Regions from separate parts of the Homo sapiens genome. Here region 1 is linked to region 2. Evidence: read pairs that join two places in POLR2A ChIA-PET (ENCODE). Cell type or tissue: Caco-2. All regions are shown on one strand. Links, peaks and the distances in the headings refer to the core of each region. The heading gives the core; the rest is flanking DNA.

The links. Peaks named below come from ENCODE experiments on the same cell type or tissue, not always from the same donor. Only the 100,000 strongest peaks of a DNase experiment are listed, where the experiment ranks them.
Region 1: POLR2A ChIA-PET joins it to region 2 with 8 read pairs; 3 of 35 experiments call an interaction of 5 or more read pairs at or near these places.

What each region holds. Positions count from the first base shown.
Region 1 is chr11:69,775,826-69,790,564 of GRCh38, forward strand. No RefSeq gene overlaps it. Among named protein-coding and RNA genes, the nearest start is that of FGF4, 7.9 kb to the left of the region's middle. RefSeq lists a promoter at 1-517 and enhancers at 265-1,188, 5,842-6,379, 6,380-6,915, 13,019-13,564, 13,565-14,109 and 1 more. In Caco-2, for the core only: no CTCF peak of the experiment used is centred there; no DNase peak of the experiment used is centred there.
Region 2 is chr11:69,820,551-69,836,493 of GRCh38, forward strand. It overlaps LOC107984368 (a long non-coding RNA gene), which reads left to right. Exons shown (of 3, transcript XR_001748071.2): 2 at 6,173-6,362; 3 at 7,044-7,557. Among named protein-coding and RNA genes, the nearest start is that of FGF3, 9.1 kb to the left of the region's middle. RefSeq lists enhancers at 4,404-5,084, 5,085-5,765, 11,773-12,364, 14,175-14,980, 15,788-15,943 and a promoter at 4,588-5,029. In Caco-2, for the core only: no CTCF peak of the experiment used is centred there; a DNase peak (open chromatin) is centred at 8,261.

The DNA.
Region 1 (14,739 bases), core at 76-5,075, 51 kb before region 2:
GGGGTGGATAAGAGCAGTAAGCGACACCGGGGCCTGGCTGGGCAAGGGAGGACCCTTTGGCTACAGGCGGGAGGGAGGCCACCCCCACCCCCTAGGTCTTGGCCCCACAGGCTTGGCGCGTTTCTGGGCTGGAGTTCTGAATACCTGGTGGAGGTCCACCTGAGCCAAAGGGCAAGGTGGCAGAGATGCACCCAGGGAGGCCTGGTCCTGCACCCCCTACACACACACCCTTCCGTGAAAGGACAGGTAGCAGGGCATAGGGCCAGAGGGGATATTCAGCATCCCCTGCTCCTTTGATTCCACAGCAGAAATATCCATGTACCATAGCCAGAGCCCTCAATCTAGCAGGGACCCAGGCCAGGCCTCTGGAAGCCTCCCCTCTCTCACTCATGGTTCTACCTCCCACTGTGCCCATTATGGCCTGATGGGGACTGTCCTAGCTAGATGCAGGCCCACCTAGGTGTGAAAACCCCTGTTCTTTGTGGTCCCTGAGGAGCCTGCCTGGCCCTTCCTGCAGGCCCGCCTAGCCACAGCTGCAGGGGGCTTGGTGCCTACCCCATCTCTCATACCACCAGCACCTGTGACCAGAGATGTCCCCAGGCCACCGCAGCCTCCTCCACCTCCACCGCATCCCCACAGGGAGATTCCTGGGACCCCTTCAGAACCCTGCTGGGGCTTATTCGTGCCCCTGGAGGGGACCTGGGAGGCTTGAGGGCTCTTCTCTGAGGTGCAGAAAGGGGGGCACTTGGGGGTCATCAAGTGGCTTTGGCAGGACCGGAACCTCAGCTCCGCACCCCTTGAGAGGATCTTTGTTCCTCCTTGGGCCTGCAGCCTGCTTGGGCAGCGCCACCCAGACCTGGACCTTCCTGGGCTGCAGCTCACAGCTTCGAGATGCAACCCGGCTGCCTCTGGGTCCTGGGGTCCCCCAGATGAGCCTGCAGATCTGGTGCCAAATAGACATCGTTGGCCAGGGTGCAGGGTGCAGGGTGCAGGGGACCTAGAACCCATCCCTCACTTGCTGTGTTGTCTTTCCATCTCTAGGTCCCTGACTCCCCATTTGCAAAATGACATGGGAGGTGGGCTTTCCTCCCTCAGCCTGGGGCCAACCGAACACACCCTCTGGGGAAGTGAGACCCAGGCCTGGAGACCCACCTGTGCCAGCTGACCTGAGCAGAGGGACTCTGATGTCTTCCCCCGGCTTTTGATAGGATGAGGCTCCTTTCTTCCCAGGACTCCCACAGCAAGCTCAATTTAGGGCTTCCCAAGGACCCCTCCCTGTCTCTCCTATTTGCTGTGAGTTCAGCAAAGGACGCTGCAGGCAGCTGATATATCTCCCAGAACTGCAGGCCCACCCACACAGGATAGGTGCTTGTGGTGACTGGGGACTGACAGCCAGCAGGGCTTTTGGGAGCTGGGAATTCCCAGCAGAACTGATCTGGAATCTGGCTTCCACTTTGCTCCGGGTGCTCCCTGAGCACACTCTCAACCTCCGCAGGCCCTGGCCTCCTCAGCTGTGCAATGGAGGCAACAAAAGCACAGGTAAGGAAGAATTGCGGATGAAGGATGCACCAGGAAGCACTCACTTATCTGCATCTGACCCCTTTCCGTGCCCCTGGCCCTTGACCTGGCTTCCCACCTGCTTCCTTTCTGCTCCTGTGTTCCCGCCATGCTGACCGCGTCATCTCTCCCCTTCCCACTGGATGACCCCCGGCCCCAGATCTTCCTGCCAATGACTTATCCCATTCAGGTTTGCCTGAATGGAGAAGCCACTCCATTGGAGTAGCCACTCGGGGATGCCTTCTGGATCCCCTGCCCAGTCCTTCTGGTTGGAGCTTCTTTGAGCTCTTAAGAGAACCTTCTGCACTTGTTAGCTGACCCTCCACCGCATTTAGATTGTCATCTCCATGGAGCAAGCCCGGATTTGTGTTGTTGCCAGTTGTACCTCCAGTGCTGGGCACATAGTAGGTGCTCAATAGCTGTTTGTGAGTAAATGGCTGGCTAGGTACACTAGGAGCTCATCCATCAGCAATCCTCACTGCAAGCTGCCCTGCCCAATCTGCCACTGTGCCCCGGGGCAGACAAACAGAGGTACCTGCAAAGGCCTCAGGCAGAGCTGCCCCTATGGGAAGGTCTGCATTGCCTTTTTTTTTCTTTATGTGAAAGAAATAGTTGGACCAAGGTGACTAAATCTTTTCCAGATCTGGTTACTTCTCAGCAGAGAGACAAGGGGACCTATATATAATTTTTTTTTTTTTTTTGAGATAGTATCTTGCTCCATTGCCCAGGCTAAAGTGCAGTGGCTCTATCATAGCTCTACAGCCTCAAACTTCCAGGCTTAAGCAATCCTCCAGCCTCAGTCTCCTGAGTAGCTGGGACTACACACTCAGCTAATTTTTTGTTTTCTTTTTTAGTAGAGACGAGGTCTCGCTGTATTGCCCGGGCTGGACTCAAACTTTTGACCTCAAGCAATCCTCCCGCCTCAGCCTCCCAAAGTGCTGGGATTACAGGCATGAGCCACTGCACCTGGCCAGGTGATCTAGAAACAGGACCCTCACTTAGCTTGGACCCAAAGCCCTTCTGCCATGCTTTACCCCAGGACGCCCGCTTTGCCAAGTCCTGGGGTTCGAGGAAGGCTTGGGGCCATGTTGGGCTTCCGGTTGGGTTCAAGTTTAGGCTGTCTCCCTGTTAGTTGTATAACCTTACGCTATTTCACTTCTTAGCATTCTCAGTTTCCCCATCTGTAAAATGGGCATGAGCTGATGTCGGCCTTAGCAAGACAGTGCCTGACCTCAGGAAGAGGCTGAGCAAAGTGAGCTGTTTAGACTGCAAGCCCCTTGGGGGTGGTTCAAACTGGGTCTGATTAACAGTAAATGCTGGGAATTTGTGAAATAAACAAAGCCATGTCATTATCGGGTGGAAGTCTCCCTGTACGTCATCAGCCACTGGAGGGGTAATAAATTGAGGGAGAGGAGCAAAGGCCCAGAAAGCCTCCTAACAGTGACCTTTTTCGACCTCCAAAAAAAAAAAAACAACAATGTAGGATCTTCATGTGAATGGTCCCGTCTCCCGTGAAGGAGTGAAGAGGCTTCTCAGAGCCACCAGCTCAGGTGTTAGCTGTTAAGAACTTACTTGGCTTAATAGTAATAATAATAAAAAAGAAAGTGCTGCATAATAGTCCACTTATAGTCCTCAGGGCAAAATGACTGAGCTCAGCCCGGGGCAAGGGCCCAGGCTGTGTAAACTTTGTAAATAGCTCAACTGCTTTCTCAATTCAACTTCCCTTTCTTGGCTTCAGCAAGACACCCTCACAATGATGTCTTTCTGCAAAAGTCCAGGAGGATGATAAGGCCGGTGGGATAGACTGGTCTACACTGAGCCGAAGCACCCCAAAGCAAGTGGCATGTTTTTCTTTAGGACCTTCAGAATAAGGGGAGATTGAGCCAATTTTTTTTTTTAGCTTTTTAAAAAATGGTGTTAATTGGGTGCGGTGGCTCACCCCTGTAATCCCAGCACTTTGGGAGGCCGAGGCAGGCAGATCACTTGAGGTCAGGAGTTCGAGACCAGCCTGGCCAACATTGTGAAACCCCATTTCTACTAAAAATACAAAATTAGCTGGGCGTAGTGGTGCATGCCTGTAATCCCAGCTACTCAGGAGGCTGAGGCAGGAGAATCGCTTGAACCTGGGAGGTGGAGGTTGCAGTGAGCTGAGATCGCGCCAGTGCACTCCAGCCTGGGCGCTACAGAGCGAGTCTCCGTCTCAAAAAAGAAAAAAAAAGGTGGTAAAATATACATGATACATAACATAAAATTGATGTTAACCTATTTTTTTTTTGAGGTGGAGTCTTGCTCTGTCACCCAGGCTGGAGTGCAGTGGCGCGATCGTGGCTCACTGCAAGCTCCGCCTCCCAGGTTCACGCCATTCTCCTGCCTCAGCCTCCTGAGTAGCTGGGACTACAAGCGCCCGCCACCACGCCCGGCTAATTTTTTTTTTTTTTTTGTATTTTTAGTAGAGATGGGGTTTTACCGTGTTAGCCAGGATGGTCTCGGTCTCCTGACCTCGTGATCCACCCACCTCGGCCTCCCAAAGTGCTAGGATTACAGGCATGAGCCACCGTGTCTGGCCTGATGTTAACTATTTTTTAAAAGACTTTTTTCAGAGCAGTTTTAAGTTCACAGCAAAATGGAGAGGAAGGTACAGAGAGTTCCCTTACACCCTCTGTCCCCACACACTCACAGCCTCTCTCATTTTAGCCATTGTTAAGTGCACGGGTAAGTGGCATTAAGGACACTCACATTCTAGTGCAACCATCACCACCATCCATCTCCAGATGGTTTTCATCTTCCCAAACTGAAACTCCCTGCCCATTAAACACTTGCTCCCCATTCGGCTCCCCCAGCCCCGGCACCCACCATCTTCGCTTTCTGTGTCTACGAATTTGACTACTTAGGGACCTCATGAGTGGAATCACACAATGTTTGTCCTTTTTGTATCTGGCTGATTTCACTTAGCATAACATCATCAAGATTCATCCACGATGTAGCATGTGTGGGAGTTTGCTTTCTTTTTTTCTTTTTTAGAGGCTGAATAATATTCCAGGTATGGATGGGCCACGTTTTATTTATTTACTTATCTGTCAGCGGTCCCTGAGCTGCTCCCACCTTTTGGCTACTGTGGACGATGCTGCTGTGAACCTCGGTGTGCAAATATCTGTTTGAGTTCCTGCTTTCATTTCTTGTGGGAATATGCCCAGAAATGGAATTGCTGGATGAGGTGATAATTCTATGTTTAAGTTTTTGAGAAACTGCCATACTGTTTTCCATGTTTTTTTTTTTGTTGTTGTTTGTTTGTTTGTTTTTTGTTGTTGTTGTTGTTGTTTTCAAGTTACCTTGATCCTGGGGCATTAAAGAGACAGCAGGTCACTCCTTGGCTTATAGCGATGTCTTACCCAGTTCTGCGTCCAGGAGAGTTTCCCCTCTCCCGTTATTCTGCCCTGTTTCTCTTCTACTCTGAAGGTGGCCCAGCCAGGTCTGGGCGACAGGCTTTGGGGGCGGTTTCAATGACTGCGAATCAATAAAACCACCTGCCTCCCTGTGCACACGCGTGCAGATCTTTTGCACATATCAGATACTCAACCCTGGGAAGATGGAAGACAAGCCATGCCTCAGTTTCCTCATCTGTAAAATGTGGAAAATCAGCGTTCTCACCTCAGAGGGCTTCTGGAATAGTTACATGAGAGAATGTGCGTTCAGCCCTTAGAACGGGCAGGCACACGGTGATGTGTGCCCACAGCCATCGCTGGCTGAGTGGTGTGACTACCCAGCTTGAGTGCAGGGCTAGGGAGCCAGGTCCTGGCGTCTCTCACCACTGAGGGAATGTGGGTGATTTGCTGAGCCTCTCAGGACCCGATGTCTGCCTTCATTGCTTGCTAGGGAATTAGAAGAATTAGACATGTAAAGTGCCCGGTGTCTTATCCACGGGCTGTGAGCTGGCAGGATCGCCAGTACCTCTCCAGATAAAAGTCATCGCTGCCACGTTCATTAGGTGCTGGCAGGAGCGGGTTTGGTGCAGGGTGGGGCTGCTTTGCAAGGCTGATCGTCTTTTCTTCTCACCCAGCCCTGCAGGGTGTGGCCCTGCTGGTCATCACCATTTTACAGAAGAATTAACCCAGACTCAAAGCCTCTGAGCAGCTCACTCAAGGTCATGGAACTAGCAAAGAGCTAAGCCAAAACTCAAACTCCTGCTGTGTACGCCAAAGTCAGGCCCCTGACCATGCTGCTGTCTGCCTCAGTTTCCCCTGCAGCAAAATGGAGCTGGTGGTCTGGACCTTGTCTGCCTCAGAGGGATGTCAGGGGCTCAAACTGTGCAGGTGAACTCTTCTGTCAGCATCAGAGTGGGGCTTAAGCTCCATGAATTGATATCATAACCCCAGTTGATTTGTTCATTTGGAGGATCACAAAACAGACCACCAAGCCTCCAACTCCCGGCAGTCTCTTTAATATTTCAAATAAAAAATGGTCAGAGCCAGAAGGGACTCACCTAAGGGCTGCTAAAGTGACCCATTCCTTGCACAGAAGCCAGTGGAAGGCCAAGAAGGAAAGGGCTCCTCCATGTTACCTAAGGACCCACCTTTCCCGCTCAGGGGTCTGGCACCCCGTCAGCTGAGTGAGCCTTTATGGAGTGCCTGCTCAGGAGAGTCATGGGATCTAGGGACAGGGTCATTTCAGCCGAGACCTAAAGAAAGGGTGAGTAGGAGCCAGCCAAGGTGGAAGAGTGGGAGCTTCAGGAAGCCAGTGTGTGGAAGCTGGGTGGGTGCATGAGGTCAGAGGGATGGGCAGGACTTTGTGGACCCAGGAAGGGTTTCAGCTCCCTTTGAGGGGTGCTGAAAGCCAGGGTGCCATGGGCTCAGCTCACCCCATGGGGCATGCCAGGGAATCCTTGAGGTCACAACCTTCCCCAGCAGAAGGAGCACCCCACAGGCCTGGTGGGCTGACCCTCAGGGTGGTGGGGTTGTGCCTCCTCCCCACTTGCTTCTTCCCTTCCCTCCTCCTCAGGGTCTCCCAGCAACATGGAAGAGAAGCCCACTTTCCTCCCTGACACCACCACTGGGCATGGGATTCCACCTGTCTCCATGAGAGAAGATGGGAAATACCAGTGGGGAAGCAGAGAGGCTCCCCATTCTCCAGATTTCAGACCACAGGCCCCTCAAGGGAAGCATCCTGGTAGGGAGGAGGTGGAAGAAAAGTTCTATTCAAAGTCAGTCTTGGCAACTGTACCCTCCCTCCCCCCTCCCTCTCCCTGGATGGACTCGAGGCCTGGGGAAGGCCTGACCACCCGGCCCTGGCTGTGTGAGACATCCATGCCTCAGGCGGGTTCCTTCTCTTTCCCCCTGTCTCCCTCCAGGACAGCAAAGCCAGGTTCCATCCCACCCCCTGGAAGAGGTGTTGCCTGAGGACTAGATCTAGGGGGGACCCTAAGAAAGGTGTCTATGGTGGCACCTGGATGGGAACATTCTGGAGTCTTGCCATTGGGATTGAGAGGGATGCTCAAGTGATCATAGGACAAAAACTAGAATGAAGCTTTGGGGCCCACCCTCCCCTATCAGGGAGGAGTCCCTTGTTCACACAGAAGTCACGTCTCCTTTGCTCTCGGGTAGTTCTGAACTTGGTGTTATAACATGTGGGTTTGTAAATCTGGATCACTGAAGGCAGGATGCACCCACCCCTTCACTCAAATTTGGATTTAGATTGACCTTGGTCTGAAAAGCATTACTTGATTCTTGGGACATATGTGTGTTTCTTTGTCCAAGAAGATAGGAGATCAGATGAGAGGACTTCAGCAGGGACAAGGGCTCAGAGGGATAAGGATAATCTCTGGTACATTTTAACTATGAATGATTTAAAATACTCTTACTCTTTTTTGTTGTTCTTGTTCTTGGTTTTTTTTTTTTTTTTCTTTTGAGACAGGGTCCCACTCTGTTACAGGCTGGAGTGCAGTGAGGCAATCATCGCTCACTGAAGCCTCAAACTCCTGGGCTCAAGGGTTCCTCCCACCTCAGTCTCCCAAGCAGCTGGGGCTGCAGGTGCACGCCACCATGCCTGGCTAATTTCTTTTTGTTTTTTGTAGAGATGGTGTCTCACTGTGTTGCCCAGGCTAGCGTGGAACTCCTGGATACAAGCGATCCTCCACCTCGTCTTCCCAAAGTGCTGGGATTACAGGCATGAGTCACTGCGCTGGGCCTTCTGTTACTTCTAATTAATTTATTAATTGACTTTTGGGGGAGACACAGTTTTACTGTGCCCCCCCAGGCTGGAGTGCAGGGCTGTGATCTTGGCTCACTGCAACCTCCGCCTTTCAGATTCAAGCAATTCTCCTGCCTCAGCCTCCTGAGTGGCTGGGATCACAGGTGTGCACCACCACGTCTGGCTAATTTTTGTACTTTTAGTAGAGAGAGGGTTTCGCCATGTTGGTCAGGCTTGTCTCGAACTCCTGGCCTCAAGTGATCCACCCGCCTTGGCCTCCCAAAATGTTGGGATTACTGGCGTAAGCCACCACGCCCAGCCTCTTCTGTTACTTTTAAAAATGTGTCCAGTGGAGTCTATAACAATACCAGTTTGACAGCTGCCATCTTTTATTTTAGAAAAAATACATGAATAAGCTTTACTCCAGCAGACAAATATTATAAACCCTCACCCATTATCTTTGTATTTTAACCTCGAAAGTCTTTCATTGATCATTTTATTATTATTCTTTTTTTTTTCTTTTTTCTTTTTGAGATGGAGTTTTGCTCTGTGGCCTAGGCTGGAGTGCAGTGGCACGATCTCGGCTCACTGCAACCTCTGGCTTCCAGGTTCAAGTGATTCTCCTGCCTCAGCCTCCCGAGTAACTGGGATTACAGACTTGCACCAACACGCGGGGCTAATTTTTGTATTTTTAGTAGAGATGGGGTTTCACCATGTTGGCCAGGCTGATCTCGAACTTCTGACCTCAAGTGATCCACCCGCCTCGGCCTCCCAAAGTGCTGGGACTACAGGCGTGAGCCACAGCACCTGGCTGTTCACTCTATCATTATTCACTGCAATAAATGAAATATTTAAAAAACTAATTTCCTAGGCTGGGCGCAGTGGCTCATGCCTGTAATCCCAGCACTTTGGGAGGCCAAGGCAGGCAGATTGCCTGAGGTCAGGAGTTCAAGACCAGCCTGGCCAACATGGTGAAACCCTGTCTCTACTAAAAATATAAAAATTAGCCAGTCATGGTGGTGTGCCCCTGTAATCCCAGCTACTCAGAGGCTGAGGCAGGAGAATCGCTTGAACCCAGGAGGCGGAGGTTGCAGTGAGCCGAGATCGCACCACTGCACTCCAGCTTGGGTGACAGAGCGAGACTTAATCTCAAAACAAACAAACAAACAAATGAATTTCTTATGACTGTTAGCATTAAATGGTTTTGTTCTGGATTTTACTTTAAACAACTTTTACTAATACATAGTTAATCAAAATGCCATGAATGTAATATCACATAATTGATAAGTAAAGAGCACAAATAAAATTCTGGTAGAAATGAATCTTTTTTTTTTTTCCTGAGATGGAGTCTCACTGTCGCCCAGGATGGAGTGCAGTGGTGCGATCTCGGCTCACTGCAAGCTCTGCCTCCCAGGTTCACGCCATTCTCCTGCCTCAGCCTCCCGAGGAGCTGGGACTACAAGCACCCGCCACCACACCTGGCTAATTTTTCGTATTTTTAGTAGAGACGGGGTTTCACCATGTTAGCCAGGATGTCTTGATCTCCTGACCTCGTGATCCGCCTGCCTCGGCCTCCCAAAGTGCTGGGATTACAGGCGTGAGCCACCGCACCTGGCCGAAATGAATCTTTTAATGTGACCTAGGACAGGGCTTTAAAAAAAAATTTCATATGACCACTACTTATTGCTAGAATAATATGGCGTTTGGCCTCAATTTCATTCCCATTTTCTATTTCTGTTGATGGCAAAGCCAAGAAGCCTTGTCCTCAGGTGGAAGACACAGAATTGAAGTTTCGTTATGGTGATGTCACTCAAGGATTTGAACACTCGCCAAGGTATACACTCAATCACCTGGTTTATATAAAAAATGGTGTCTCCTGCTTGATCTGCTGACACCATCAACAGCTCTTTTTTTTTTTTTTTAATTCTTTGAGACAGGGTCTCCCTCCGAACCCAGGCTGGAGTACGGTGGCACAATCTCCCCTCACTTCAGCCTCAACTTCCCTGGCTCAAGCAATCCTCCCACCTCAGCCTCCCAAGAAGCTGGGACTATAGGCATGTGCCACTATGCCCAGCTAAATTTTTTTTGTTTTTGGTAGAGTTGGGATCTCACTGTGTTGCCCAGGCTGGTCGGCAGCTCCTCTCTTAATTCCTTGATAGCAAAGACTCACCAGTCATTGGAGCTGCACTTTCTCAACTTCGGGAAATTTTATCCAAAGGTTTTATTTGTTTGTTTGCTTGTTTGTTTGCTTTGAGACAGAGTCTCACTCTGTCACCCAGGCTGGAGTGCAGTGGTGCAATCTCAGCTCACTGCAACCTCTGCCGCCCAGGTTCAAGGGATTCTCCTGCCTCAGCCTCCCAAGTAGCTGGGATTACAGGCACCTGCAACCCTGCACAGCTAATTTTTGTAGTTTTATAGAGATAGGGTTTCACCATCTTGGCCAGGCCAGTCTCGAAATCCTGACCTTGTGATCCACCAGCCTCGGACTCCCAAAATGCTGGGATTACAGGCGTGAGCCACCATGCCCAGCCCAAAGGTCTTTTTTGCCAAGAACAATTAATTATACCAGTTACTTTTTTACTTGGAGGAGACTTATTAAACCTGATATAATGAAAATGGGGAAGACTGGGAATGAAACTGTTGCTAATTTCAACATGGCTTCGCCAGTACTATAGTGATACAAAGCTTCCAATGCATTGCGGGTTTATATCTATTTCTTTCCGAACCTTGCAGCTGCAGACACAACCTAGGCAACACTTAGACAGCTTTCCCCGTATAGCCACAGAATCAGTAAAGCCAGTTTTCTCAGTGACAGCCATGTGCCACTTACCATTGGAAGACCTCGGATTGTATTTTCCAATTCAAACAAGTGAGTTAATCTGCGTCTCCAGAGTATACCCCCTGCTTCTGATTTCTGACTCTATGAAGTAGGAGGAGATGCAGACATGAAGAGAAAAGGCCAGATCCCTGCCTGGAGCTGGGCACCTGGCGACTTCTAGGCTCACCAGGATTTTTGCCTCCTTTCCTGGGCCTCTCTCTCCAAACTGTGGCCTTGAGACCACAAGTAGCCCAGGACGGCTTTGAATGTGGCCCAACACAAATTCATAAACTTTCTTAAAACATTTTGAGATTATCTTTTTGCAATTTTTTTTTTTTTTTAGTTTATCAGTTATCATTGTTGTTAGTGCATTTGATGTGTGGCCCAAGCCAATTCTTCTTCCAGTGTGGCCCAGGGAATCCAAAAGATTGGACACCCAGCCGGGATTGGTGGCTCACGTCTGTAATCCCAGCACTTTGGGAGGTGGGCGGATCACCTGAGGTCAGGAGTTCGAAACTAGCCTGGGCAACATGGTGAAACCCTGTCTTTACTAAAAATACAAAACTTAGCTGGGTGTGGTGGCAAGTGCCTGTAATCCCAGTTACTCAGGAGGCTGAGGCAGGGAGAATCGCTTGAACCCAGGAAGCAGAGGTTTCAGTGAGCTGAGATCGTGCCATTGCACTCCAGCCTGGGCGACAAGAACGAAACTCTGTCTCGAAAAATAAATAAATAGGCTCACACCTGTAATCCCAGCACTTTGGGAGGCCCAGGCAGGCGGAACACCTGAGGTCTGGAGTTCAAGGACAGCCTGACCAACATGGAGAAACCCAGTCTTTATTGAAAATACAAAATTAGCCGGGGGTGATGGCACATGCCTGTAATCCCAAGTACTCGGCAGGCTGAGGCAGGAGAATCGCTTGAACCCGGGAGGCGGAGGTTGCAGTGAGCTGAGATCACGCCATTGCACTCCGGCCAGGGCAAAAAGAGCAAAACTTCATCTCAAAAATAAACAAACAAGTAAATAAATAAATAAAGTTAAAAAAAAAGATTGGACATCTCTGCTCTAATGCATCTTTGTCAAGGGCATGGGTTTGGGAGGCACAGGTCACTGAAAGAAATAGGCAGGTCCCTGGCCCTCCACTCCCAAGGCATCTGTTAGGAGCTCTCCAGGGCAGGCCAAATGGGTGGCCACTTCTGCCGCCACCCTGCACCCTCCCTGGGCTGCTTCCAGGCCTGAGAGAGCTGGAAGGAGTGTCGGCTCCTGGTCCACATTGCAGCTTTGTTTGGTGCCCTGAGGCTCTAGCACCTAAGGAGCACTCCTTTCTTTTGTAAAGTGGGAGAAAGAGCCTGTGAAAGGGAAGGTGGGGAAAGGGAACCGTGGCTGGGTGCTCTGTTCCTCCCATTCACCAGGCAGGAGGAAGTGGGGGCTCCAGCTGCGGGTGTGGCCTTGGGATGGAGCAGAGACTCTTTGGAGAACTATTCCTTCCCCTATGTGCCCATCAGACCTCAGCTCAACCTTGACCTTTCTGGGAAGCTTTGCCTGACTTCTCAAGTCCAGTCGCCTATCACAAGGTGATCACAGGACAGTCCAAACTGGGCCTTTTCAGAAAGAAAGGAAGTGCCCCTCACTATTACCCTGGGACGAGGGGTGCACCCCTGCACAGTTCCAGGCAAGCAGGACTGGGGCCACCTGACCTGTTCCACTCTCACCACCACGCACCCTGAGCCCGAGAGCAGCCTGCATGGCCAGCTCATGCTCTCGGAGCGCACCAGGAGGGCTCGGGGAACTCACCTGTGCCTGGACACCTGCAGCACTAGGGCCTCGATTCACCCAGTGATCAGCTGTGCATGAAAAGGCTGATGTTCTGTCTCCGAGGCTGGTGGCGTAAAGGACTGCATTTGACCCTGAGGGGCCCACAGGATGGGGCGGATAGCAGCAGGATCCAGCAATGCTGGGTAGAGGGCGAGGGTGCAGGGAAGACGGCCCAGTCCTTGGACACATGCCCCCCATCAGCCTGCCAGTGGGAGCCCCGTTTCCCATTCACTCACGAACCCCAAGAGGTGGGCGGGGATGATCCATCTCAGTTCACCAGTAAAGAAACTGAGGCCCAGAGAGGAGGTGACTTCCCCAAGCATACGTGACAGGTACCAAGTGGTGTCTTAAAGTCAGCGTGGGCAAAGGAAGACCTCACTGAGTCAGTGTCCTGGAAAATTCCTTCCAGAAGCCAATTCCCAGCAGGTCCCAGAGGCATTTTGCCCTCCAGGGTTGGCTATTTTTCTGGATGGGATGAAGCAGGCAGCTTGCCCTTAGGGACCACGCTGGATAAAAAGTACTCTCTGCACTGTGCACTCATCTATTGTGGGGAGGCCAAGCTGAGCCCTGCCTGGTGGAGTAAGGGCTCCCTCACCCCCTCTCCTATCCCCGCTCCAGGGCTCAGGGAACAGCAGGGGGAGTCACTCGTGTTAGTAAATTATTATTTCCCCACCTGCCATGGTCATCATGATTGCTGCCGTTGCATGGGGGGAGTTCACGGGTTCATTGCAGCCTCCAAGGCCTGTAAGGACCGCCTGGCTCTCCCTCACTCTGGGTGAGACCTTGGGCAGATTCTGACCCTCAGTCTTCTCATTTGTGGGAAATCTTAGCACTCACTCACATCTTAGGGCAGTGAGGTGGCGGCTGATGTTAGGTGAACTCACGCCTAAAAGAGCAGGCATCTATTCTGGTCTGCTCTCCCAAGCCAGTCCTGCCTCTCTCCATCAGCCTGCGGGGCTTCCCGCCTCTTTGAGGCCAGGGATGCAGGGTCCTCGCAGGCAGCCAAGGGCCATTCCTGGGCCTCCGGCCTCAGTGACAAGAGGCTTTTTTCTGCCTCTGCCGCCTGCTCCCTGACATCCCACGCGCCTGCCTCTAAGCCTGAGATGCGGCTTCTAAGCCGGGGCAGACCCAGCCTGCTATTCTGGGGTCTTCTTTCAACTATTTTGGCGAAGACCAAATGGCAGCCTCCTTTAAAATAGCTGCTGCAGGCCCAGGGGTCGTTCCCTGAGAACCAGGTCAGGCCAGGCCCGCACTTCTTCCTAGCAGCCCATTCAAGTTAAATACGGCCCCTGGCATCTGCAGCTTCGAGGAGGGCTCAGCTGAAATTCCGACGGGCAAACACGGGGCGGACACCAAAATAAAACCTGGCTGGCCCTCCGAGGTGCCTGTGGCTTCTCAGTTTCACAGACGTGCTTACGTTTTTCATGAAATCACAGGGCTAGTCGCAGGAGGTGGTGGGAGTGCCTAAGTCAATGAGGAGCAGTGGCCAGTCCCCCGGCCCCACGGTGGGTCACTCCATGAAGTCTACTTGGAAATGTGGGAACCCAGGAGCCCCTCACTGCAGCCGAATTCTCTGGGAGGCTGCAGCTCCCGGATAAATGAGTTCACCTCCCCTTGATTTCCAGGACCAGATGGCTGCTGGCTTTGCTCACCTAAATTGGGGTGGGCGGGGGGGGTCCTTTAATAGAATATACACATAATAACTGAGGAAACTTTTTTTTTTTTTTTGAGATGGAGTGTTGATCTTGTTGCCCAAGCTGGACTGCAATGGCACAATCTCGGCTCACTGCAACCTCCACCTCCCGGATTCAAGCGATTCTCCTGCCTCAGCCTCCCTAGTAGCTGGGATTACAGGCATCTGCCATCACACCCGGCTAATTTTTTGTATTTTTAGTAGAAAAGGGGTTTCACCATGTTAGCCAGTCTGGTCTCGAACTCCTGACCTCAGGTGATCCGCCAGTCTCAGCCTCCCAAAGTGCTAGGATGACAGGCGTGAGCTGCCGCACTCAGCTGGAGGAAACTTTTTTGAAAAAAAGCAAGCAGAGCCGGGTGTGGTGGCTCACGCCTGTCATCCCCACGCTTTGGGAGGCCAAGGTGGGCAGATTACTTGACGTCAGGAGTTCGAGACCAGCCTGACCAACATAGTGAAACCCTGTCTCTACTAAAAATACAAGAATTAGCTGAGCATGGTGGCATGCGCCTGTGGTCCCAGTTATTTGGGAGGCTGAGGGCACGAGAATCACTTGAACCCTAGAGGTGGAGGTTGCTGTGAGCCGAGATCACACTGCGGCATTCCAGCGTGGGCAATAGAGTAAGAATCCGTCTAAAAACAAAAAAAAAGCGAGCAGAAAGGACTCCCATGGATAAA
Region 2 (15,943 bases), core at 6,195-11,194:
AGGGCACCATGAGCTGTGGCAGTGAGCACACACCCCTGGGACGTGTCCAGCTCCCATGGCCCAATACACACAGGGCAGTGTGTCCTCTGTGAGCCCACTCCAGCGTGCACAGGGTCCAGGTGGCCATCCTGAAGGAGGGCGCCCCCAAGCCATCCCCGAGCACCTCAGTCTTAGTCAGGGTCTCCTAGCCGCTGCCCCAGGGCCAGCTTGTGAGAGTCCTTGAACAGGCCAGAGGCCAGCCACTGAACTACTGGAGCCTCAGACTCTTGATGGAGACTGTGTTACAGGGGTCAGAGGCTGGTGACAGGAAAGCCCCAAAGGACAGCAGCAAGAGGAGAGCTTGTCCAGTGCAGCCCTGTGCAGGCCTGGGCTGGGATGTGTGGTCACCTGGGCTCCCTAAGAGGCATGGAAGAGGCACAGGAAGGAGGTCGCTGCTCTAAATGCCTTAGCTCTGCTACCTCCTGACACCTGGCCAAGAAGAGAGGAGATGTAGTGGCGGGGGTGGGGGGTGCACAAGAAATTCAGAGAGGGGTGCAGTCAGGGGGCACAGTCTGACAGAGAGAGGAGAGAGGACACAATAATGTTTTAAGAGAGAGAGAGCAAGAGCAGCCTGCTGGGGCCAGGGGACTTCCGATGCCCTTTCCTGTCAAGGCTCCGGCTGCCTCCTTGGCAGGACCCCCTCTGGAGGACTGGGAGGAGCCAGAAAAATCTGACCAAGGCAATCTGGGTGTCCATGCCCCTCCTGCTCTACACCTGGGGCCCCCAGCAGTTCCCAGGGAAACTCCCGGGCTCTGGTCTCCAGCCCTGCCCACTGCCAGGTTGCCGTGTGCCCGAGAACCCAAGATGAGGGCAGGGGCTGCTGCCCTGAAGCAGGAGTCCAAAGGTGACCCCTCTATAGGAGGGAAGCTCAGGGGATGGGCAAGAGGTTTCCAGCTCCTAGGGAGAACCTGACACACCAGCCACTCAGTGCATACTCCTAAAATGAATGAATGGTTCGGCCACTTCCTGCCACGAGGCCTTGGCTGTGTAGTGTCGCTCCTGAGATACTGGTTTCTCATGTGTGTGATGCCCCAAAGGTAGGGCCGGAAACTGAGTGGCATTACCTCTGCAAAGCCTCTGGCCTCCCATCAGCGCAGGGCATGCTCCAGCCGCAGGGGACCACAGTTTATGACGCAAACCCTGCTGCCTTTGAGAGTGAAAGAGGGCGCAATTTGCAGTTATACCAGGACAGCCGGTGCCCTGCCTGAGGTCCCTCCTGGTGGCCCTGGCTCACTGTCTGCTGTTCTGGTAAGCATGACTTTTCCGAGGCAGCCAAGCTCTCTGGGCCAAGTTTTCCTCTCTCCTCCGGTCGCTGGCGACAGCCTTCAGCCCGGTCCTTCCATCTGCGGTCCACCCTGCAGTCACGGGAAGTGGTCTGGAGCCCAAAGCTGCCTTCTCCAGCTGCCCCAGCCCCTCTGACAAATGCCGTAGTGTTGGGGGAACCCTGGGGATGCTCACCCACCCGCGTGGACCTCTAGTTCACTTCCCACATCTTCTGGGCTGCGCCTCCAGGCCCTTGCTCACCCACCTATTGAGTTCTTCCTCCTCATCTAAACCTGTTGATCTTTCCAGCCCAGGAAGCCCCCCAGACCCCCACCCTGGGACTCTGGGACCCTCAGGCCCAGCCAAGGGAGGGGAACCTGATTCCTCCACATCTGCCCGGCAGGGGCAGGGGGCTGGGCCACAAAGTCTTGTGTGTGGGGTGGGGCAGAGGCACCCACATAATGGCAACCTCGCCCCTCTCCCTCCCATTCGGAGCCAGGCGGGGGGTGCACCATGCGCTAATAGCGACCCTGTTAATTGCTTCCAAATGGTCAACTGTAGTCATTTGACTAATTGGTCTCTTCCAGAGCCCAGGCTGGACACCCCAGGCCCAGCAGAAGTGCTCCTACCAGCATCCCCCGAACCTCTGCACTGGGACCCTGTCCCCCAGAGCACCCCCAGCCCTATCTGGTACCTGAGTCTGCCCCTAGCCTCTTCCCCTGGAGAGAGAGCTGGGGTGGAGAGAGGGCAGAGAACAGGGTCCTATGGTGTGGCCGCAGGTGGCTGGCCAGGGACTGTCAGATGTGATGCTGACTCCCAGCCCCAAACTCACTCTAATTATGTTGCCTGCCCCCCCATCCTCTTACCCCATCCTTGTCCCCAAGAGCAGTGGGAGAGAGACCCAGCCTGCCTGTGTCACTGGGAGACCATGGGTCCCTGAAATTCTGGGAGCAGCCCTGATCAGCCCCACATTACAGATGAGAAAGGGAGGCTCAGAGAGGTGAAGTGACTTGCCCGGGGTCACACAGCCAGGAGATGAGGCGAGAAGACTGGAATGCCCCTTCTGGCTACGGGACCCAGGACCCGAGCAGTGGGGAGAGGGAAACCATTGCCCCTCTAAGTCCCTCTGGGGCAAAGCTGGCACTTTGCTTCTGGCAAAGTTAGGAGCCCCCGCAGGCAGGGGTGGGATGGAAGGCACATCTCCCCGCAGTGGGGCCTGCGCAGCACTTTGAGGCTCATCCACGGTGTGGCGTGTGCCAGTGTGTCCTCCCCTTTTCTGCCCTAGTGGCATTCCGTCGTGTGCACAGACCACATGCTGTTTATTTTTCATCCATGGATGGATGTTCGCCTTATTTCCTGGCTACTTGGCTATTTTGGAGCCCCAAGCTGAGACATAAAGGAGGATTCTCTCTGGGTAGAGGAGAGGAGGGAGCAGAGGGCCCCCTGGCCCAGGGACAGACACCTCCAGCTGCTCTTTTTCTTCCCCACAACACCGAGGGCAGCCTGTGCCTGTCAGTGCCTGGCATCGGGCTCCAGGCAGAGCAGCCAACAGGGCTTGTAGATGCCATCTTCTCCCTGTGTCCTCACAGGTTCGTCCCTCTGTGTGTGCCTGTGTCCTCATTACCTCTTCTTATAAGGACCCCAGTCAGATTGGACTGGGGCCATTCCACAGACCTCGCTTTACTTTAATCGCCTTTGAAAGACCCTAGCTCCAATTGCAGCCACATTCTGAGGTCCTAGTGAGTAGGGTTCCAACATACAAATCTTGGGGGACACAGTTCCGCCCAAAACAAGTGCAAATGATGAGGTACACCCCCAGTCCTGTGGATGAGGTGGGGTGGAGGGAAGGGAAGAAATTCACATCCCCACCTCCTCCCACCATGAAGTCAACTGCAGCTGGGCGAGGCCAGGCTTGATGGGGAGCTGTGGCAGCTTTGATGGGGAGCTGTGGTGGCAAACCCACACTCAAGCAATCACCCTGTGTCCCTGCCTTGCACCCCCCTACCCCTCTCCACCCTTTGCCCAGGCCAGTCCCTCCACCTGGGGGCCCTTTCACCCTTTCCATCTAGAAGCTCCTGCCATTCCTGCAGACCTGGCCCCGGCCCCTGGAGGGGCCCACACCCCAGGCAGAGCGAGTCTCTTCCTCTGGCCTCCCTGGCCTTTGCTCCTTCCATGCTGCCCTGATACCTAGGCCTGTTTCTCGTCAGCAGCAGCTCAGGCAGGGCAGCTTGCTCTAGAGGGCAGGCAGGCTTTGTTTACCTCTCCCCTGTGCTGACCTGTGCGAGATGTGGCCAGGACACTTGGACAGTGGGCAGGAGGCAGGGATGGTGAGGTGGGGATAGAGGGAGGAGTGCCGGGCTACCCACTCCCAGTCTAGGATGTTCCTCCTCCACACCTGCATGTTCTGTGTTCTCCTTAAACCATCACGGTGCTGCTTTGAGGCTCCTGTGTCTGCTAGGAAAAAGGGGCTGCGCTGCTGGGGCCTTCATTCAGCCGCCTACAACTGGGGGAGGCTGAGGAGTGCTACAAATACAATCACAGGAGCCAGCATCGATGGACTGATGGGCCCTGGTATGCATGGTCTATCTTGGGGGTGGTGGCACATGGGTCCAGGACCACCCAGATTCCATTTTCTGCTCTATTCCTTACCCTGCATAAGCGCTCCTACAGCTGTCAGCCTCTGATATCAATTCCAAGTTACTGGATTTTTTTTGAGGCCGGGTCTCACTCTGTCATCCAGGGTGGAGTGCAGTGGCTAGAGTTTGGCTCACTACAACCTCCACCTCCCAGGCTCAAGTGATCCTCCTGCCTCAGCCTCCCAAGTAGCTGAGACTACAGGCATGTGCCACCATATCCAGCTGATTTTTGTATTTTTTGTAGAGATGGGGTCTCACTATGTTTCCCAGACTGGTCTCAAACTCCTGAGCTCAAGCGATCCTCCCATCTCAGCCTCCCAAAGCACTAGGACAACCAGCATGAGCCACTGTGCCCAACCCCTATTCTAAGTTTAAAGGACAAGCAGGACTTTTTCTCAAGTCCCAGAGTAGCGCACCCCAGTCCCAACACCAGGACTGAGCGTGCACCCCACTTCTAGCATCAGGACTGAGCGTGCTCTGACCTGTTTCCCTGAGCTGAGGAAGGGGCCGAAGAGCTGAGATAACTCCCAAGAAATTTCCAGGGAGGGATTTTCTGGGGCCAAGTCCTGGCCTGGCCCGGCCGGGCCTGTGTGAGCTCAGGGTCCTGCAGCCCCGGTGACTGGCCATCAATGCCCAAGCTGCAGGGACTCTCGAGGAAGTCCGAAAGACGCCACTGCCTCTCTACAGGCTGTTCTCAGGTGGCCAGGAGGACTGCATCGCAGAGGCGGCGGGCAGTGCCTGGGGACCAGCTTCCTGCCTCTGGCTCTGACTCAGACCTGGTGGCCTTGCCCAGCCCAGCCCCACCCTCTCACTAAATCAAAGCCATGCCCTTCAGATGTGGTTTCCCAAGCCTCCCTTGGTTTCATGACTGCGAGGGACCTTCTGCAGCCACCTGGGCTGGTACGTGGATGGGACCCTGTGACTGGAAGCCCCAACCCTGCAAAGGCAGTGAGTGTGCAACGTTGGGGGGCATGGCCGGCCACACACTTTCCTTAATGGGAAACATTGCTCACTTCCAGACTTCCAGAGGCTGGCACCAGGGACTCGATTGTCACTGAGTAAGCTGTATGCAGCCCCTGTGCCCACCATGGCAAGACCCCTGCCGTCACCCACCTGACGGCTGCCCTGGCCCTGCCTCAGGAGGCTCCCTCGCCTCCAGCCACATGGGGGTGAGTCACCGTGAGTGTGCTGCGTCCTTCTGTTTTCTGAGGCAGGGCTGCAGCCCCTCATCTCTGGGGTGAAGCCCATGCTCTTTGCTTGGATTTGGGCATGGTCTGGGCCCTGTCCATCTCTTCAGCTCCTCCTGGCCCACCCTTGGCCTTGAGCAGCTGCTGTGACCCGGACATTCCCAGTGAGCACCGGCTCCTCCCCACTCTGGGGTCTCTGCACGGACTGTTACCACTGCCTGCAGCTACTGCTCCCTCTCCTCCTCCAAACCTTTGGCTTGTTTAGATTCCTCCTGTCCTTCCAGATGCAGCTAAGAGAGTCTCTCCTCGGGGTTGGAGGGGTCCTTAAACCCCCTTGCCCTGGCTGGGCCAGGGTCCTCCTCCCGGCTCCCTCAGCCTCCTGCACTGCACAGTCACCTTCCTCATCAAGAGGCGTCTGTGAGGCCACCCCCAGCCCTCGGCTGTGAGCTCTGGAGCAGGTGGACGGAGTCTGCTTTCCTCCTGGCCCCTCCCCAGGGCTTGGCCCAGAGTCCCTGAGATGCTTCAGGAACAATTGCATGAAACCTCTGTGGCATCCCTGACCTGAAAATGTCCGTCATTTGAGTGAAAACATGGAGAGAGAAAGGTCCTTACATAGATCCCGACAAAGAGGGAGAGGGTGGCCGGGGACAAGCAGCCTCATCCCCTCTCACCCCCTGGCAGGGTGGCATGACCCACTTGGAGACCTTTCAGTAGGGATGCCGGAGGCTTTCTGCAAAATTTGATTTGGTGAACTCCAGAAAAATGATAGACTAGAAAATCGCCCATGAAAGAACTCCTCGGAAGCACAGAGCTAATTCCAGGCACTTCTCAAACTTGAACGAGTTCAACCAATAGATAAAACCATCAGGGCAACTAAAAAGACCGAGAATGGGCCTTGAGCCTGTCTCTGCAGAGATGGGGGTGAGGGGACGTGCAAACCAGGGCCATCATCACAGGGGGCACTGGGCCGTGACTATGACAGTGTCCATCACAATGCCTTTTGCTTGAGGAATGCCACACCTGACACTCTGACACTTTATCTTACAGAGTCTATAAAGAAATATGCACAAGCAGCATCATTCAGCAGGATTTCAGACCAGAAAGAACCCTCCCGTCAGAGACTGGTGGCCATACAAGGGTGCGCTGTGAAGCTTTCGAGACAGCAGACAGCCGGAGTCGTGATCAGGGTGGCCAGGAAGGGAAACAACACGGTAGCAACCAGAGTGCCCTCCCATGTGTGAGTTGCTGGGTTAGAATCCAGATTCTGCCATGTATGACCTGTGAGGACTTGGGCATAGTAACCTCTCTGGGCCTCGATGTCCTCATCTGTAAAATGGGAACGTGCCACAGTGCTCTCAGAAGGCCAACATGAATCCATATGGGTGAAGAGCTGGGACAGTGTCCGGCGAGCAGGACACACCAGATCAGTGCTTGCTGCTGTTGTTGGTATTCACACATGTGATTTTTTTTTTTTTAGACAGAGTATAGCTCTGTTGCCCAGGCTGGAGTGCAGTGGCATGATCTCTGCTCACTGCAACCTCCGCCTCCCAGATTAGAGCAGTTCTTCTGCCTCAGTCTCCCGAGTAGCTGGGATTACAGGCATGCACCACCACGCCTAGATAATTTTTGTATTTTTAGTAGAGGATGGGTTTCTCCATGTTGGTCAGGCTGGTCTCGAACTCCTTACCCCAGGTGATCCACCCGCCTCAGCCTCCCAAAGTTCTGGGATTACAGGTGTAAGCCACTGTGCCCAGCCCACACATGTGATTTATACACAGGGCCCTTCTGCAAGATAGGCAAGCAGTGGTAGGAATGACCACCTCTGGGAAGTAAGGATACAAAGAGGTGAGAGGGAGAACTTTTCTCTTTGAGCCTTTGGTACTAATTTTGCTATTGACTTGATTTTTACTGCAAATAGGGATTCCTTTGGTGACGAATAAGCCAGTTGGTGTGCAGGGTGTTCACTGCAAGGCCCAGACAGGACTACAAGAGACCAGGACTGTCCTCAGTATGTGATCTCTCTCTCCTCTGGCGTCAGCTCTACCCAGGAACGGATGTGAAGGCTGAAGCCCAGGCAAGGGCTCATAGTGTGGGGACCGTGCAGCTGGATTCATGTCCAGTGGAATTTGACACCATGGCCGTCATCATCATGTTTTGCCGTCATCAGCACAGACCTCTGAGCAGAAATGCCAGAACAATGTGGGGCCACCCTGGAGATTTATTTTATTTATTTTTTAAATTAAATTAAAATTGTTTTTAAGAGACGGGGTCTTGCTATGTTGCACAGGTTGATCTTGAACTTCTGGGCTCAAGCAATCCTCCTGTCTTGGCCTCAGAGTGTTGGGATTACAGACCTAAGCCACCGCGCCCGGCCTGGAGATGTATTTTAAACTGACATCTTGGGAGAAATAAAAGCCTTCCTTTTCCCTGTGTGTCGGTAGCGTAAGTAGTGAACTGGGAAGGATTTCTCGGGGCCCCTGCCCTGAGCTCCTAGACCTTCTCTCCCACGCCATGTTACACAACAAAATCTGACTCTGAAAGATCAATTGGGTCCAGCTTGGGGTCTGATGGGCAGACGGGCTTAAGCAAAGCCCCCACTTGACTTCAAGAGAGGAGCTTGGGGCCCACATAGACATCGAGGCCTGCACAACGTAGCTAATTGGCCCTAACATTTTTCTTTCTTGAATTTTAAATCCTTTTAGCAACAGATTATACAACAAAGGCTGAACTCATTGGGGCCGTCATTAGGCTGGCGGAAAACGCTGGCTTGGCTGTTCCTTGGCGAATCTCCTTACCGGGTTATTTAGAGGTGCCGTGTGTCTCTCTTGGGGACATGCACACAAATGTAAAGAATGTCTCTGAGCCACAATGACATTTTCATTAGCCGTGGCTCACAGAGGAGCCTTTCCTGGCAGTTCCAATCCGGAAGGTTCTTATCCTGCTCTCTGGCTTTCTTGCTCTGGGTGAAAGGCAGGCACCGTAATCCAAGCCAAACACCCCGACCTTTGACCCCCACATGGTGCTTGCTGTCAGGGTGGGGGTTCTTCTGGGGTGCATGTCTGAGGCCTGACTGGGCTGCACACTGTCCCAGAGTGCCCTGCCTTTGGCCAGGACAATTCACCTCAGCCCCTTTTGTCCCAACAGCTTTTGATCTTGCCTGCCTGTCACCCAGGGAAAGAGCCTGCCTAGGCCCTGTCCCACACCTGCCTGCAAACTGACAGCCATGGCTCCCCCAGCCCCACTGCAGCAGCCTTAACCCTTTCTCTGCCTGACCTGCAGGGCCTGCACCTACCTGTCTCCAGGGTGCTGGGGCCTCAGGCTTTGGCCAAACCAGAACAGGACTAGAAAAGAATTCTTCTGAGGGTCCAAGGCCTCGTCCTACCGCCCCTACTGTGAGTGTGGGACTGACAAAGGAGTTTGGAGAGCATGAGTCCCCTAGAATGGAGCTCCCAGGAAAAGCCAAAGAGAAAGCCCCAGGCCACTGGGCCTGGACTTCGCCCCACGGCAAGGTCCCCGCCCACTGGCTAGGCAGGTGCTTTTGTGAAACTGACATTTTCTCAGCTGCACCTCTACCGCTGCTGATGAGCTTTTCAATACACTCTTTCTTGTATTGAGACAGAGCCATGTTTTCATAACTTGGCACTACAGCAAAGAAAGACATGGGGTCCTTGCTGCTCAGTCCTGGTGCCCGGCCCAGTGTCTGGGGTGCCCACCTTGCCCAGCGTGTGCTGGGCATGCAGGGGCACTTCCCTAGGGCCAAAACCTGGGAGCTTTCCTCCAGGCCAAGACGCAAGTCTCTTTGTTTTTACGGTAGCTTTGTTGAAATGTAATTTACATACCATGAAATTCACCCGTTGAAGGCATGCAATTTAGAAGGTTTTATTCATAGAGTTGTATGAATTCTCTATTTCCCAAGGCCATTTTTTTAAATATAAGGGTAATCTATGTTCACTGTGGAAAATACAAACAATTCAGAAAATATACCATGAAAAGTGCACATCCTGTTAATCCATTTATTCAGAAACTGTTTCTTTTTTTCTTCTTTCTTTCTTTTTTTTTTTTTTTTTTGAGACAGAGTCTCAATCTTGTCGCCCAGGCTAAAGTGCAATGGTGTGATCTCACTGCAGCCTCCACCTCCTGGGTTCAAGCAATTCTCCTGCCTCAGCCTCCTGAGTAGCGGGATTACAGGCGCCCGCCACCACATCCAGCTAACTTTTGTATTTTTAGTAGAGACAGGGTTTTACCATGTTGGCCAGGGTGGTCTCAAACTCCTGATCTCAGGTGATCCACCCACCTCGGCCTCCCAAAGTGCTGGGATTACAGGCATGAGTCACTGCGCCCAGCCTCATTATCTGTTTCTTAAGCACCTACTATATGCCAGGGTCTGCCCTAGGCGCTTTGGAAACATCAACAACAACAACAAAAAACAGACAAAAGTCCCTGCCTCGTGGGGCTTCAGTTCCAGCGTGGGGAGGTGGACAATAAATATTATACATTAGGCCATTATGTAGCAGGCTAGCAGGGCCTAACAATTTCCAGTGTGGATTCCTTCAGCCCATTCCCCGACGCGTTGCAAGCACACACCTGCATCTAACACACAGGCTGCTCCGCCATTTGCTCTGTCGGGAGCAGAACGTCGTGGACACTTTGTGCGACAGTGCCCAGGCCACTGCTCCATCCCTTTCACAGCTAAAGTGGGACTCCACTGTCCTCCAGTTAATTCAGTGACTCCTGTGGGGGTTGCCGCATGGATTCTATTTAATATCAGTGCAAACTAGGGTGGCACTGAATATTCTTGTTCTCTTATGTGTGTGCACTTGGAAAGTGCCAGAGAGGGCAGGAGGCAGATCCCATATACACTCCAACATATTATCTTCCCCCCCTTTCCTTTCCCTCTCCCTGCCTTCTGTCTCCCCCTTTCCCTCTCTTCCTTTCCCCCAGCCCCCCATGTACAGCAGCTGCAGCTTCCCAGGATCCTTTTCTGCCTGGGACCACGAGCTGGGGGCTGCACGAGCCCTGCGTCATTTTCCGGCCCTCCTAGATGAGCAGTGGGCTCTGAAGGAGCTGAGCAGCCTGAGAGAGGACATCTAGTGCTCAGGAGGAGGAGGAGGAGGATGCCACCTCAAAACGCCCTCAAAAGGGCCAGAACCCCAGACTTGGAACTGGAACTGTCCATCTTTGTCCCGGGATGTAACCCCATCTTTGGCCCCTGGAATGGGGAAAGAACAGGAAAGCCACAGAAGCCAGAGCCCCAGGGACCCACCCTGGAGTCCCATGTACCCAGAGGTGCCAGTCCATCTGGGAAGATGCCCCAGGAGGGGAGTTTCCTCACCACAAACCTCTTGCAAAAATGCCCTAAAAATGTCAGAACCTACTTTCCTTCCCAAAAGAGAGTTCGTTGAGAGCCGTTGAGCATCTGTGTCTATAAATCTTCCACTGGGATGGCTGTGCAGGGTGCCACCCTCTCAAGGTGGCCTCAGGAGAATGTGTTCAAGCCCCTGGAGGTCCACTGTATGACCGAAGTCTGACAGATAGCCCCGCGGCTCTTACACACACCCAGGGCCACTGACGCCCACCTAGGGCCACCGATACCTACATAGAGGCCACTGACACCCACCTGGAGGCCACTGATGCCCACTTGGGGACCACTGATGTTCACATGGAGCCACTGACACCTACCTGGAGGCCACTTAGACCCACCTGGGGCCACTGATGCCCACCTGGAGACCCCACTTGCAGTAGGGCTCCCCCAGGCTGCCGCCTGGCCACCTCCTCAGAAGGTGCATGGTGTGAGCACCAAGGGACCCTGCCTTCTTCATGATGAGCACCCCAGGCTCCAGTGGCATCCAAATGTCTGTCAAGATTCTCCAGGCAAGCCCGTGGTCTGCCAACTATGGAAATTACTGCCTTAGGCCATCTGTGAGACGAAAGTACAGTCTCATAACTCCTCCACTAACTTTTTTTTTGAGATGGAGCTTCGGTCTTGTTGCCCGGGCTGGAGTGCAGTGGCATGACCTCAGCTCACTGTAACCTCTACCTCCCAGGTTCAGGCGATTCTCCTGCCTCAGCCTCCCGAGTAGCTGAGATTACAGGCATGCACCATCACACCTGGCTAATTTTTGTATTTTTAGTAGAGAATAGGTTGCACCATCTTGGCCAAGCTGGTCTCGAACTCCTAACCTCAGCCTCCCAAAGTGCAGCCTCTCAAAGAACGCCTGCCTCAGCCTCCCAAAGTACTGGGATTACAGGCGTGAGCCGCCGCGTCCCGTCTCCTCCACTAACATGTGTCGTCCATTCATTCATTCACTCATTCATTCATTCAGCAATATTTTGTGTTCCCATTTCACACCCAGCCATGAACTGAGGTCACGAGGATGCAATGCACAGCACATCCTTCTAGGCATTTTATAAATATTGACTCATTTAATCCTTATAACCCAGGGGTAAGGACTTTTAATAGCCCCATTTCAGAGATGAGAAAACAAAGGCACAGAGAGGCAGAGCAACTTGCCTGCAATTCTCAGCAGCTGAGGGGCAGAGCCAGGATTGACAGCAGGGAGCTGAGTTCCTGACCACCAGGCTCTGCCACCTCTCTCTGAACTACTTATCACCCAGCTTTAAGGACAATTACGAAGACTGTGTGTTGGATGGGGAAGAGGTCATGATAAGATAAGGGAAAAAAGTAGCAGTGGACATTGTATATATAAACAGGAGACAAAGTATACACATATTTTTATATAAAAAAAGATGACATGCATATATCACCTGGGGCATGTCCTGGTGGGGAGCAGACACACAGCATAAGACACCAGAGTGATTAGCGTGGAGGAATGGGGCGGGCAGTGACTGACCCCATTGTCTGACAACAAAAATAACTCATTTCCCCATGAATGGGTTTCCTAAAAGTGTCACTTCACAATTCCTTTCGGATTCTCCAGGCTTACTCAGGTGCTTGCCATGGGAGTGAAGGCAGCCCATTATCCAGGGACAGAGGGACAGCATTCCCGCCTGTCCTGTGCTTTGATGCTCAGAATGCATCACCTGAAAGAAAAACGGCATTTCTCTGGGCAGGCTGGAACGTCCGGAGGGTAACCAGACCCGTGTAAAGAAATGCTGTGGCCTCCATGTGACAAGGCAGGCGGGAGCTCAGCGGCTCAGGCCAGCTCCTGGTCGGCCCTGGGTAATTCTGTCTAGGCATTTCCCGGAGCCTCAGAAACTCCTGAAGCACCAAGGCTCCTGGGACCCGGGCCATGGGGCAACTGACCTTGCACCAAGACAGGGATGACTCCACACCCTGCTAAGCGAATGCGTATGAAAATGCTTCCTGATGGGCTGGCAGCTTCAGGACGTGAAGGGGATTAAGGCAACGGTCCCTACAGATGGGAAATCAAACAGATATTCTAGCAGATCCAACCTACAAAGGATGCTGCAGCCACCAGCACTGTTTACAACGGGTTTGAAGAGTCTGGGGACACTTCTGTCCCAGCTGCTGGTGCACGGTGCAGAAAGGAAGATTTGAAGGCGGCCTTGCCCCCCTGAATGAGTACCCGCACAGTCCTTGACAAGGTGACCATGGCACAGAGCTTCAGAAGTCCCACCCCGGCCTCACCCTGACCTGTCCTGTGACCTCTCTGTGCCTCAGTTTCCCCACCACACTTACTTCATGGGTTTTTGTGATGATAAAATCTTTAGAACTGCTCAAGCATGTATTAAATATTCAAATAACTCAACGTAGACTGGAACTCAAAGGGCAGAGAGGCTGAGCCACCGGCCCAGGTTATCAGTTGTAGCTCTGTATCTGTGTGGGCCATTCATTGATTCGGTGTCCCAGCAAGAGTGAGCAACACTGGACCCCCAGTTACTGGGCTGCAGCAGGAGCTCCCCCAGAGAGCTCATGGCAGCTAAAAACGTCCCAGCACACATCTTGCCAGTAAGAAAATATCTGCGAAGAATACATGGATTCATTGCTATTTTTTACTCAAATTTATTTGAAAGCCAACTCTGAACCTTCATCGTCAGTAAAGACCAGCATTACTTACTCTAATTCAAATGTAACTGTAAAAATAAATTTGACCAAATAGTATTTTCAAATGCCAACTAAATGCCAGGCTGAGACACGGGCACCTGCTCTTGTTCGGGTAAGGGGCGAGCAGCAGGTGTTGGGGAGGGGTCACAGGTGGACCTTGGTTAGAAAACTTGAAAGAGGCCGGGTGCGGTGGCTCATACCTGCAATTCTAGCGCTTCGGGAGGATGAGGAGGGCGGATTACCTGAGGTCAGGAGTTCGAGACCAGCCTGGCCAACATGGTGAATCCCCGTCTCTACTAAAAATACAAAAATTAGCCGGGCATGGTGGTGTGCACCTGTAATCCCAGCTACTAGGGATGCTGAGGCAGGAGAATCGCTTGAACCCAGGAGGCTGAGGTTGCAGTGAGCTGAGATCATGCCACTGCACTCCAGCCTGGACGACAGAGCGAGACTCCATGTCAAAAAAAAAAAAAACTTGAAAAAGAAGAGACTGGGGTGCCCTGGCTGCACGATGCCTCACCCACACCCCTTGGCTCCCCTGCACGCAGATCAGTCTTTGGTCCCCGTGGGCCCGTGTGGCTGCAGGCTGGGCCTCTCATCCCATTTAGAGTAGTGGGAGAGGGCCTCATCGCACCAGCAGATGCCAGTTGGCTCAGGCCTCCGGTGCTGGGGACATCTGCTTCTCTTGGACTTTGGATCTTCTGGGGTGTGAGGGGACCCGGGCCACCCTTCCCTCTCTGACAGAGGATCTCTGCTCTCTCGGCCAAGCTGCCTGCAGGCCCCCGGCCCAGTCAGCTTCGCCTTCTGGCGGCAATGTGCCAGGCCCTGGGCCTACAGGCTGGGATTGGGAGAGTAGAAAGCCAGACAAGCGTCCGAGCTGCGGGCTGGGATCCCTGAGGACATGAGCCTGGGTTCTGCTGCTGCCCTGCTGCAAAGCAAAGGGTGAGGGGGCACTTGAGCTGGGCTGGGGCCTCCTGCAGCTGCTCCCACCTCCCTTCTCAGGAGTTTTCTCCCTCACCCCCTTACCCGGTTCCTTATTTATAGTAGACATCAGAGGCCCAGAGAGGTCAGGAGACTTGGAAAGTTCACACAGCAGGCAATAAGACCCAAGAGGCTCAACCCCTCACCTCCAGGCTGGGTTCTTTAGATTTAACGATCACAGCTCCAATGATCTGGACTGTGGGGAGATCACACTGGATCCCCCAACACCAGGTTCAGAGGTGGAGTTGGCCACAGACGGCTGAACAACACGCTCAGTCTCATGGGCAGGAAGTGGGTGTAGGATTCGAACTCAGGCCTGCTCTCACACCTCTGTCCTCCACCCGTGGGCTCACCCCCATCCGTCAGCCTTTTGCTGGCATCCACACCAAAGCATCACAGCCACCCACCCTGGGCTGCTGGGCAGGAGGGGGATCAGTGGAGCCCACTGCTTCCCACCTCAGAGCACTCTGCATTCCAGCCTTCCCACCCCCATTTTTCTGGCTTTAAAAAGATGCTGCGGTCTTCAAGAAACCGTTTATCTTCAAAGCTGGGGTAGAGAAAAGGCTCCAGAGGGGCCGAGTGTGTGTTGTGAGCGGCTGGGAGGACATCACTTAAGGCCCTTAAATGACGACTAATTGGAACCCGGGCGGCTACTTTCAAGGGGCCAAGTGGAGCTGCATTGTGAGCTCGGCAGGCGGAGGATGCCGACGCGGTCGCGGTTAGGGGAGGGCGGTCGGGGTGGCGGTCGGAACCGCATCCTCTTCCCAGGCTGGGGAAGCCCGATCTGGCACGGCCGAGGGCCCCACAGCCCTGCTGAGTGGTGTTTACAGCCCCAAGTCCCGCTTCCTGGCTTTGGTTTGAGAAACGGAGAGAACCCCTGGGTCCGGCCCACTGGGCTGGGCTCTCCGGCCGGCCCTGCTGGGATGGAGATTAGAATCAGATCAATTTTGTCTCACTGTCCTGGGGCTGCTGTCACTAAGTCCCACAAAGTGAGGGGCCTAAAACAGCAGAAATGCATCCACCCACTGTGCTGGGGGCTGCAAGTCTGAGACTCGGGTGCCAGCAGGGCCGCACACTGGGGAGACTCCTTCCAAGAAATTTCCAAGGGTTTTTTTTATTATTATTATTTTTTGAGATAGAGTCTCGCTCTGTCGCCCACGCTGGAGTGCAGTGGTGCAATCTCAGCTCACTGCAACATCCTACTCCCTGGTTCAAGCGATTCTCCTGCCTCAGCCTCCCTAGTAGCTGGGATTACAGGCACGCGCTACCGCACCCAGCTAATTTTTGTATTTTTAGTAGAGATGGGGTTTCACCCTGTTGGCCAGGATGGTCTCAATCTCCTGAACTCGTGATCCGCCCGCCTCGACCTCCCAAAGTGCTGGGATTACAGACGTGAGCCACCGCGCCCGGCCACGGGGTTTCTTGGCTCTAGGCCGCATCACTCCAATCTCTGTCTCTGTCTACCCGTGGCCTTTTCCCCTTGCACGCCAGTGTCTCTATTTTTCCTTCCCATAGGCACTGGTCACTGGAGCAGAGACCGCCCTCCCCCAGCATGCCCTCATCTTAATTCATAACATCCACAAATCCCTTCCTTCCAAATAAGGTCCCATTCCCAGGTACTGGGAGTTGGGACTGGGACATGGGTTTTGTGGGGAGACGATTAGACCTGCATTCTCTCATCTGGCTCCCATGGTGCCCGTCTCCTCCCCCAAATTGTGGCGGTGATTCTCTCCCACACAACGGCCCTGCAGAGGAGGCTCGCGAGCCTCGTCGGCACAGTTTTCCTTTTACAGATGGAGAAACCAAGGCAC